Regions from separate parts of the Homo sapiens genome. Here region 2 is linked to region 1. A link is an interaction called in ENCODE POLR2A ChIA-PET data of the cell type or tissue named here. Cell type or tissue: HCT116. All regions are shown on one strand. Each heading gives the region's core, and the rest is flanking DNA. Links, peaks and the distances in the headings are about the cores only. Region 1 holds the start of PRKACB (protein kinase cAMP-activated catalytic subunit beta). Region 2 overlaps SAMD13 (sterile alpha motif domain containing 13).

The links. ChIA-PET counts read pairs that join two places held together with the same protein. Peaks named below come from ENCODE experiments on the same cell type or tissue, not always from the same donor. Only the 100,000 strongest peaks of a DNase experiment are listed, where the experiment ranks them.
Region 2: POLR2A ChIA-PET joins it to region 1 with 5 read pairs; 2 of 35 experiments call an interaction of 5 or more read pairs at or near these places.

Annotation. Positions count from the first base shown.
Region 1 is chr1:84,143,953-84,149,339 of GRCh38, reverse strand. PRKACB (protein kinase cAMP-activated catalytic subunit beta) reads right to left here and starts at 5,069. Exons shown (of 10, transcript NM_182948.4): 1 at 4,792-5,069. The coding sequence starts at 4,978. RefSeq lists a silencer at 5,001-5,050. In HCT116, for the core only: no CTCF peak of the experiment used is centred there; a DNase peak (open chromatin) is centred at 2,739; H3K4me3 peaks cover 2,456 bases; H3K27ac peaks cover 5,000 bases.
Region 2 is chr1:84,346,120-84,351,506 of GRCh38, reverse strand. SAMD13 (sterile alpha motif domain containing 13) reads right to left here. Exons shown (of 4, transcript NM_001134663.2): 4 at 709-1,876. The coding sequence ends at 1,733. Among named protein-coding and RNA genes, the nearest start is that of SAMD13, 47 kb to the right of the region's middle. In HCT116, for the core only: no CTCF peak of the experiment used is centred there; a DNase peak (open chromatin) is centred at 3,026; H3K4me3 peaks cover 1,964 bases; H3K27ac peaks cover 5,000 bases.

The DNA of each region.
Region 1 (5,387 bases), core at 255-5,254:
TGCAGCGAGTCGAAATCCCACCACTGCACTCCAGCCTGGGTGACACGGTAAGACTCTGTTTAAAAAAAAAAAATTGGAGCTGGTAGAAATTTGTGTGTCTATACACAAAATAGAGTATATATACAAAAATTAACAGTCATTACCTTTTGGCAGAATTATGTATACTTTTTTTTACCTTTTTGTTTTTTCCTGTAGTTTCAAAATTTTCTCCAGTGAAGATATACATTTGGAAATCATATTAAAATGTTATTAGGGAAAAAGTGCTTCTCACACCTTAATGTGCATATAAATCAGCTGGGAAATCTTGTTAAAATGCTGATTCTGACTAAGTAGGTCTAGGTGGGACCTGGGATTCTTCCTCCTAACAAGCTCCCAGGAGATGCTAATAATGCTGGACAGGGACCACACTTTGAGTAGCAAGCTGTCTTCTAACTCTGTCATATGGCTATTTTTGCAAAGCACAAGCAAGTAAAAGCTTCTCGTTATGTTAGTACAGTTGATATAGTACTTGCATTGCTAAATGGCTCATGGAATGATTTCCTGATTTCAACATCATTTAATATCCCAACTATTTTAGTTTTACTATAAAGTCTGCTTGTTACTTAAATTTTTATTGGAAATCATGATAAAAATACACAGGTAACACTGAAAATTGGTATTTACTAGAGCCAGGTCAGCATTTGACTGCTTTTGGTTAATGGCCATGGGCTTTTAAAATAAATTGCAAAGATCACAATAGCACAAATTAGTAAGAAGCTCATTTGTGTAATACTGCAGTGATGTTTAATGTTAATTTAACAAATAACTCAAGATTTATTGAAAATTATGCTAGTAATACTGAAATAAACTGACAAGTTATTTGCCTTCAAGGAGTTCAAAATCAAACATGAGAGACAGATACATAAGGATTAATAGTAATGCATTTTAAATATTATAAACTATAATATATATAGTATACAAACTATACCATATAAATACTATAAATAAACCACAATAAAAGTTAAGTATAAGATGATATAAGAACATAAGGAAGAGCACAGACTCTAAGAAGGATGAAGGATAGATGAATAGGATACATTGGTGGTTTTGTTACAGAGATGATACCTGAGAGGATGCCTAAAGTATGGGCAAATCTCACCACTGGTAGAAGTGAAGAAAGAGAATTCCAGACAGAAGCAGCAACTTGAACAAGCACTGTTGTAAAAGGAATCCATTATCTGACTATTCATTGCCATGCTGACTGTCACGTCAAAAGCGTTAGTTCTAATTAAATGCCCAGCAAAAACGGAAGATGTATAGTAGCTATACACATTTCTCTGTAGTAAAGTAAGTTAACTTATCCTGTATTATGCTAGTTAAAATCTTTAGGCTCTTTTAACAAAGGTTGCATTATATTATTTTCCACTTTAAAAAACTGCATTGGCTCCCCACTAATACAGCGTAGTACAAAATTCTGGATGTCTAATAGAAAACTTTTAAAGTTTAAATCCAGAACCTAATTTTCTAGACAGTATCTTACTAAACCTTTTAAGTAAGTTCTAAATGTTCATATTTTCAAATACTTGTGTATGTTATTTTCTTAAAATAACCTTCTTCTCTAGGTCTCAAAATTCTATTCATTCTTTAATATTTTTGAAGTCCCCCATTTTCTCTTTAGTAACAACTTTTTTCTTACACTTAGCTTCCACAGTAAGCTTAGACATTTTAAAGCAACTATTTCATTATGCCTTGAATATTATATTATGTTTGCTCTTCTTTTTGGGGGTAAGAACTAGATCTTATTTTTCCTGGAAACTTGCTTACTTACTATGATATAGTAAATACTCAAAAAAGTTTTACCAAATGAGTAGAAATTGACTATTATCAAGAAGCTTATGGAATAGTTTCAAGTGGAAAAAGCTGATAAAAAGACAAAGGTGGAAAGTCTTTTAGCTGAGAAGTTAAAATGATACAGATTCAATGGGCTAACAAATAGGAGGTAAACTGTCTGAGAGATTGTATAAAATTTGCAAAGGTAAAACTGACTGAAGTGGTCTACTGTAACCACTTTATGATTTTGCTAGAGGACATCCATAATCAAAACTGCTCATTTGTTTAATATATTTAAATCTAAGATTTACTAAAATGGATTTGTATTTACAAGAGAAATAGCCTGTCAATTCATAGGAAAAGGGAAAGAAAAAGTATTTGATGGTATTGACCTATTTGCTTCTTAAAATACTGTAGTTAGACCTTCATTAAGTCAGCATTGTATAACTCTACACATTTATGATCAAAGGAAGATTAAAAAGCTAACTATAATAAATTTGCTAGAAAGAGAACTTAACGCATGTCAATGCTCTCATTCATTCTGAGTTGGAACAAAAAGCAGAATTCCTCCATGCTTTTCTTTGAACTTCATGTATTTATATGTGCATGCAATTAGCTGTTACATATTTATTTAATCAAACAGGAATTTCTGTTACTTAGTTTAATAGTAAAAGATGAAACACCTGAGACCACTATGTGGCCTTTGTTCTGTGTTTCTTCCTATACATAATGTCACTGGACACGAAAGAAACTTGGATTGAAGCATGCTGCATTTCATGTCTCCTAAATTGGTAACTGATCTTTATACAAAGGTTTATGAATTTTTTTTGTAAATTGATGTAGTTTCTATGCTTAGTTTATTTCATTATAAAAACACTTTAGGAACAAACATATTCAGTGTTTATCATCAGGAGACATTACATTCCCTTGTCAAATGAGTCATGCAAGTAAACTGCTTTAAGTAGCTTTGAAGAATGTGGTTCATATGAAACTTTGTACAGTCAGAACTCCTTCTATAACTCATTCGCCAAATAAATAAAAATTGTGTTTTCACCACAAAAATAAACCTTGGAATTTTGAAATGATCGGATTCCTCTATTTCAGCTCTATCAGTGTTTTCTCCTCTACAATAATACATTTCATAATAGGAAATTATAGCTTCATGCTACCATACTCATCCTTAGACATAAAATTATTATCTCTATTATGGTATTCAGGGATATAAAAAGGAGAGTCAAGTAGAGGAATGCTTAATTAATGAACATTCAGTTACTCTTTAAGTATTTCTTACATCATGCATATTATTTGCAGCGCTACATGGTTTGCTCCTAATTTTATTTGTGTACAAGAATCCTATTTGTTTTGACTTCACAATAAAAAAAAAACAAAACAGCATTTTATCCAATAGAAATCATGGCTCATGATACTATTTTCCATTACTAGATTTTAAAATATGTTTTAGAAAGCATCACAGATCCCATACATTTAAAAAGTGGTGAAAGTCTAGTTCAAACATAACTTTTAATTATTAAAAACCCCTAACATTCATTTATTTGAGACACTTTTACTAAACACCCACTATATGAAGAGCAGGTATTAATGAAACAGAAATTAATTCAATTCTGTCTTAATTCCTCATTTAACTTTAAATTAAAACATACTTGAAATGCATAAAAATAATTTCCAAAAGGATTTAAAAGACTGCAATTTAAAAGAATAGGGCAAGGACAATAATTAACAAGCTTTTGTTACATGGTAAAGTTTAATATTATACCACTATTTTAATATTCAACAGTTCATTAACTTGAAGATATATATTCATATTCCTCATCCATCAACTTGCTATACAGTAAAGACTATAAATAACCCAAAACCTTTTAAGTGGAAAAAATGCACAAATACATGTTCTTCCTCAATCTCCCAAAAATAGTTTGAAGAATGTAAAAAAATTTCTGATTTAGTAAAAAATTAATTCAAATAAGCTTCTATAACACTGTCAAGGTGCTGTATAAACCTAGGAGTAAATTTTGTAAGCCATTCTTGATTTTGCTGTTGTGGTTGTTAAGCTGAGTTTTCTTCCTTAACTGCTACCAAATACATAAACAGAAAGAGTCAAACGCTAGTGCTATTTGATGATCAAACAAACACACCAAAGAGGGCAAAAGTTTCAAGGGTAATTCTATTGTTCCTCTAATTGGAGTCACAGAAATACCTTGAGGAGGGTCCAAGGTGAGATGTAGAATGGCGGCACTAGTATTGTTTATATGTGCAATTTATCTTTTAGAGTGTATGGCACCAAAAATGGTTCCCCAGCACCATTTTAGCAAAGCTGCAAGTTCAAACATTTTAACATGCCTGAAAGAATGTGATTCATGCATAACCAACTTTTCCTGCATTTGAGTCATATGTATAAATAACATAAAATATAATTATAAAGTTTTTGATATCCATAATGTTATAAGTGTAAGAATTTAGATAGAATAATTATGTTTTATTTTAGAAATTCCTGTTTGTAAAACTGAAATAACTTTCTCACATGCATTTAAAAATAAAACCATGGCAAACACAATAGAAATGTAATTATAAATTCAAGAGTCTTGTTGCCCCTTTCAAAGTTTAAAGCTTATAAATACAAGACATTTTAAGAAGTAAACAGATGGTTGTTTCTGAAACTTAAGTATTTCATTTTTATGTAAGAACAACAAAAAAAAGTACATTAGAAATGATGTAAGAATTTTATAGAAAATCTTGTCACTGATATTGAACTTAGTCAAAAATAAAACCATACAATGATGAAAGCTGAATGATTCAGCTCAACTTATAATCAAGTTTTTATGGAATTCTTTCAACTTCATCTTGCAAAATGTCCTTGTGAAAATCAGAAAACAACAAACAAAAGAGGGTTCTTTATGTTTGATTGTAAAACTCCAATTACCATTTTAGTTGCTAGTTATAATGTATCATTTAAAAAACAAAACTTACTTGATCTGTCCCATAAGGCAGTATGTTCAGAGAAATGAAGGCTGTCATTTTCCAGAGCTGTTTTCTGATCATGTGCAGTACCTTTAGAGTGTCTATGAAATAACCGGCTAGCAAAACCTTCCAATTTCTGAAGAGCTGTAGTTGTACCTGTATACTGGTTACAAGGTGGTTCTCTATAAGCTGCCATTCATGTGCATTTACACTTTACTTAATGTAACTGCAAATGTTTCCAGAAGGAGCTCACAACTTCTTACACAGAAGCTAAGAGCTATGCATGTGTCAAACTTCCTGTTTGCAGGGTATTCAAACCACTACTGCTGTTCTGTTTCCTGTTAATATAAAACAGCACATTACTGAGCTTTTCTTAGCAAAACACTTTTCAGCTAGAGTTGAGGATTTTAAAAACTTGCAATATCTGCCTAAAAGGCTTTATGTTTGGGTGTTTTAATATTAATATATAGGCTAATGAGAGCATTAAATATAAAGCTTTATATATATAGTAGGCTAAACATTCTTTAAAAAGAAAACTAGTTAAACATGTATGACAAGTCTATGCAAACAACTGAAGGCCAAGCTGTCCTCCAAACACAACATGC
Region 2 (5,387 bases), core at 164-5,163, 200 kb before region 1:
TCCTCACAACACTTAACTATATATTTTGCCTTTTACTTGCGTTTTCTGTCTTAGGTAGACTGTGGGAACTTGGAGATTTAAAAAAAAGTCTCTTTTGTAACCACTTTTCCCAGTTACAGTGAAAACAAAGCATTACTTAAATTTCAGATACTCCGTACGCTCTATAATTGAATTAATTTGGAATGCATTTTTAAACCCACCTACTATCTATACCACTTCCTGTGTTTTTTTTCACTGTCATCTTCAGACTTTCTGTTCTTTCAAGAAATTATCTCCACAGGGGACTGAATTATGATATTCTCTAAAATAGGAACTCTTAACTTGAGGAGGAGGAAGAGGGAAATTATGAGTCCACCAACTCTCTGCAAGTTTTGTATGTGGAAATGTGAGCTTTTGTCTGCAGAGAAAGTCAATAGCTTTTATTATTAGAATTTCAAAAAAATCATGACCCCCACTGGCCTACAGCAAACAAAAAAATCTTTGGCTAAAATAATACCTAAAATTGGGGATGAGAGAAGAAATGAGATCTACTCGAATGATTCACTTTAAAAAGAAGATAAATCCACACATAGATTTGTATAATTTCTACCTCTAAAGTTTTTTCCCCAAAAAATGCTTAATTTTCTTTCCCTGGTTTCCAGGAGACCTTAATCCTTAATCCCAACTGAAGAAGCAACCAAACAGAAAAGATCAAAGATACACTGGCAATAAACTGAAGCAATGCTTTATTGCAACCACAAAGCACCAATTCAACAAGGCGTTGACACACAGAGATTGAACAAATGTCTCTTTGAACAGAGATGTAGCAAGCCCACTTTTTCCAAGCTCTTAAAAACAAGTACTTAACCCAGGAACCGAACAAAGCATAGGACAATTAAAAAAAATTACACCATCATGAAGGAATATATATAAAAATATTCTGTACTAGTAACAAGGCTTTTTGACCTGTAACTCTCGGCAAATTTCTTCAGAAACAAATTATTATAAATAAAACCATGAAGTTAAAAAAAATTCTTTCTTCAGAAACAAAGAACCAATTTAAAAGAAAATCTATGCAGAAAATATCGTTACCCCATTTGAAAGCTAGCTGAATATGGATGGATATCCTCAGTACACAACGGAGCTTCTCTTTTCAGAGCTATGATTCTGCTCCTGAAGGGGCCATGATGCATGTTCATTTCAAACACTGCAGCATATCCCAATAAAACCTTAATAAGGTCAAGTGGAGAACCCTCTATAAAAAAGGGTGTTGGCAATTCCGTCCAAGTAACACAAGCTCTAAGGAACAGAGGAATTCAAGGGAGACAGCAATCCCTTTCTTCTTTCTCCCCCTCCCCAAATTTTCTTGTTTTTACTCATCCTAAGTCTGTAACCAAAAGACTGTCATTTAATTAAATTCTTTTTTAAAAGATTTTGGGAAAGCTATAAAGAGATGAGGAAAATCCTTATGATTTCAAAGCCTTTGTGGGGAGGAGTGTCTAATCGTGTCAAAGATCATCTATTTGACAAAATCCATGAGGAAAACCACCCTGTGCGCATCTTGTCCTTGCTCCTCCTGGCTGATTTCAGGTGAGCTGATGAATTGCCTAGTCTATCCAATAGGATAACGTTTCATTTGATTGAAATTCTTTACATATACACATGTATGTATTCTGTTTACAAAGTTTCATTACATGAAACTAAATTATGTCATTATGTATTTTTTGAGGTCGAAGACCCCAATTTGACTGTACTATGAAGAGTTGTTCTTTAAATGCTTTGTCTGCAGAGGTTTTACATGATATTCGTAGATTTTCAGAGCAGGCCCCAATTTTAACTGAAGTCCTGTCAACACATCATTTCTTGTCATCAATAGCAGGGATTTTCCATCAATTTCCTATAATGGAAGCAGAAGGTAAAGCCAACATGTGAGTCCAAAAGCTCAAGGATAATGAAGACAAAAGGAAGTTCAGAGGTAAAAGTCACACCACTTGTGCCCAAGCTAAAAACATTACATTTGTAGTAGTGCCAAAATGGAAAAAATGCAATCCTCTATTTTTATCTTACAGCTTTTAGCTATACTTTGGCATTAAACACAATCTATAGCTGATCTTGCTTTCAAGATCCTATCACAAACATCACATCTTAAAAAACAGATCGCAAGCTTACTGCATGTACCCTTAAGGATCAAAGATGCTGCTTCTGAAAAGAATAATGACACTTTCCATTTATAAAGTCTATTAAAGTTTATGCAGAATTTTCCATGAACTTAATTTCTAAAACAACTCTGTAAATTAGAACAGGCAGAGATGATCATTTCTATTTTACAGGCAAGCGAAGGATCAAGCAAGAAGTTCACCCTCTAAGATCAAGAAGTTAGGAAAGGGGTGCATAGAATTTGAACTCTCATATACCTGCAGCCAAAGCCAATGTTCTTTTTATAATCCCCCTCTGCTTCTCCTGATACTTAAATATATGTTTTTTAGATGGTCCGATGGGGACTAGAGTCTTAGGTTTCCTGGAGTCCTCACAATTGCAACATTGGGCATTAGAAAAATGACTCAACCTCTGGGAGACTTTCCTGCCCTTTAAAGGGGGAACCATCCTGCCTCAACCCAAAAATCAACCTCTCCAAGATAAGTTCCCCTACCACACTCCCTCTCAATGGATCCTCAAACTTCCAAATAAGGTAGTGAGGGGTAGGGCCCTGCCAGCTGAAAATCCCTTCCCTGTTCTGCTCAGAGTCCATTCCCTGCACCCTTAGGCACAGAGTCAGGTACACTGCACTCCAGGTATTCTGGAGAGACTACAAAGCTTTGGGGTGAAATAAAAACAGGCTTCTCACAAAAGAGATGGGGATCCCAAATATACAAAGTGGTTTGAAACTTTTGGAAAGGAAGCACTGAGAAGAATGCTGAATGCCACATTATTTTTGTTATTGTTTGCTATGGGGACCTTACGTCTCTTAAGAACCTGAGCTGGTTCCTAGGTGACTTGGATTCAAGAGTTAAACCAGCTGTGCATGGTCGGTGAGTCACGACATTTCTGTGCATGGTTATAACCACATACTTCTGTACCTACCTCCTCCACTGACCGACAGACATGGGGACACCGTGTGTAGCTGCAACTACGTAAAACGGACTCCCTCCCACACCATCCCCAGGGCGGCTCCTCCAACTCTCATGTGCCTTGCTTGCCAGGCTGGGAAGGAAATGTGCTTTGAGTTCCTGAGAGTGTGGGAGAATTAGCAGCAGGCTAGGCGGCTGAAGAAACACCCACTTTGTGACCTTAGGCAAGTCCCTTCTCTTCTCTTTCCTCCTTGGCGGGGTTTCTGACAAGATTCTGTGAGAAACCGCTCTTGCAAATGCTCCCTGAGCTATGAGTTATACAATCACTTGTCATTATCCCTTCCATCATTCTCGACAGGACCAGGTCCTCATTTTACTTGTCAACCACCTAATATGAACCAGAGCAGAACAAGGAATTACTTCTACCTGGTCTATGGTGGTTTTGAGTTTGGGAAATCTTTATTCTGTCAGCTACCAGAACACAAAATGTCTCATATTAATTTGTGAGAGACTATAACATTAAAAAGCAGCTGATTCATAGTACAAAGAGCAGAAAATTCCTTAAGGACACAGGAATTGACTCAATAATCCTAAAGTACTTTGCTTCTTATTTAGGCAAGTAGTAATCCTAGAGATTGCTGATTAGTGAAACCTGCATGTCTGAGAGTTGGGAGAGGAGCCTCTGGCCCCTGGAAACCACAGTAGCCGTGCTGAAGACACTGTGAGGTCAGAGACCAAATTAGATGTAACCTTAAAGCTCACGCTGTGTCTTGCACACAGGCTCGGAATGTTTTACTGAACGGTAAAGCCCTCCTACCCTCCATCTTTCCTCGGCTGTTGTGTGCTCACACTTCACTTACTACATGTTTTAAACAGGCATCAGGAAGAGATGACACTGCTTTCATTTCTATACACCAAGAAAACTTCCTCGACTAACTCAAAGTGAATTTTTAAAAAATCTTTGCTGGCAAAAAGTCCTTTGACAACTCAGCATTTCTGTCAAAAGCCAAGTATGCCTGTGAAAAATGCTGAAATTTGGATTTTACTTAAGACAAAATGGAAAAATCATGTTTCATGCTCCAATCTGATTTTCCCTTTGTTCAGTAGACACACTGCAGTTCACCTCAGACCAGGGTTGGTAAAAGAAAGCTCCATCTGGAAATCCTCATTTTAGAAATGTTGAAATAAATATAGTTAATTCATACATACAACCAAACATTCCTCTTAAACCCTGACTAGAGCAGCTCAAAGGAATGACAGTGGAATAGAGAATAATGGAAATGAAGCTTACAGTCAGGCAAACCGCAATCTGAATCCTGTCTCCCCAAACTGCTATGTGACCCTGGGTAGGGGACTTAACTGCCCTGAGTCTCAATTTCCTCACCTTAAGATGGAAATAAACCAGTAAAGGACTTTAGGGATTAGAAATGCTGGATGCAAAGCACCGCACACAGTGCCTGACATGTAGGAGGTTCTCAATGACTACTAAGTGGAAATGGATAGGCTTCGAAAGAAATGGGATGTGTTCTGATTCCAAATCCACCTTCTGCTTCCTTTCTGCCAGTGTGCTCCCCTTTGCCAGGAAGATGTAGGCATGTTCCTATTTAGGCTCAGAAAATTTACTGAGATTAAAGAGTTCAAAGACTACATAAAACATTCGTTTCATAAAAATTGTACACACAGGAAAGTTCCTTGATTAAGAAAGCTAATAATTTGATACATAACGTCCATGGGATGCAAGTGAAATCCAAATTCTACCAACAGCATGCTGTGCTACAATGAGCTTGGGACTGGAAACTGGAAGACAGGTTCTTGCAGACTCTATCAGTAACTTTCCGTAAGGAACAACTCCTCTGGATCCCAGTCTGTGTATTAATATAAATGAAGTGATTGGAGTGTGACCAATTCCAGCTAAACAAAACAAAACCAAGATTTTGCATGTACATCATGATGAAGTCCAAAACAAAAAGATATTTCACATCTTGGGAATTGTGTGTTAACTGATAATCATTTGTTAGTGTCAGTAAAACTTTGACATTGATTGTGTCTTTATGTAAAATTAACCTTCAGGTTCCCGTTGGGCAATAAACAATGTTTACATACTTATTAAGTTCCAGCAAGTACTCATGCATGGAAGTAAAGTTCCGAGATGATAGGTTTAAATTTCCAATGAGGGCAAGAATCTAGATTTAAAAATAAATGAGTAGGATTCATAGATATTATAGCTCACTAGCTAAGCATGTGCTTTAGACTAAGACACTACTTTATTGCTTATTAGTGGGGCCTGGGGCACATTACTGAATTTTTCTAAGCCTCATTTTCTTATCTATGTGATGGGGG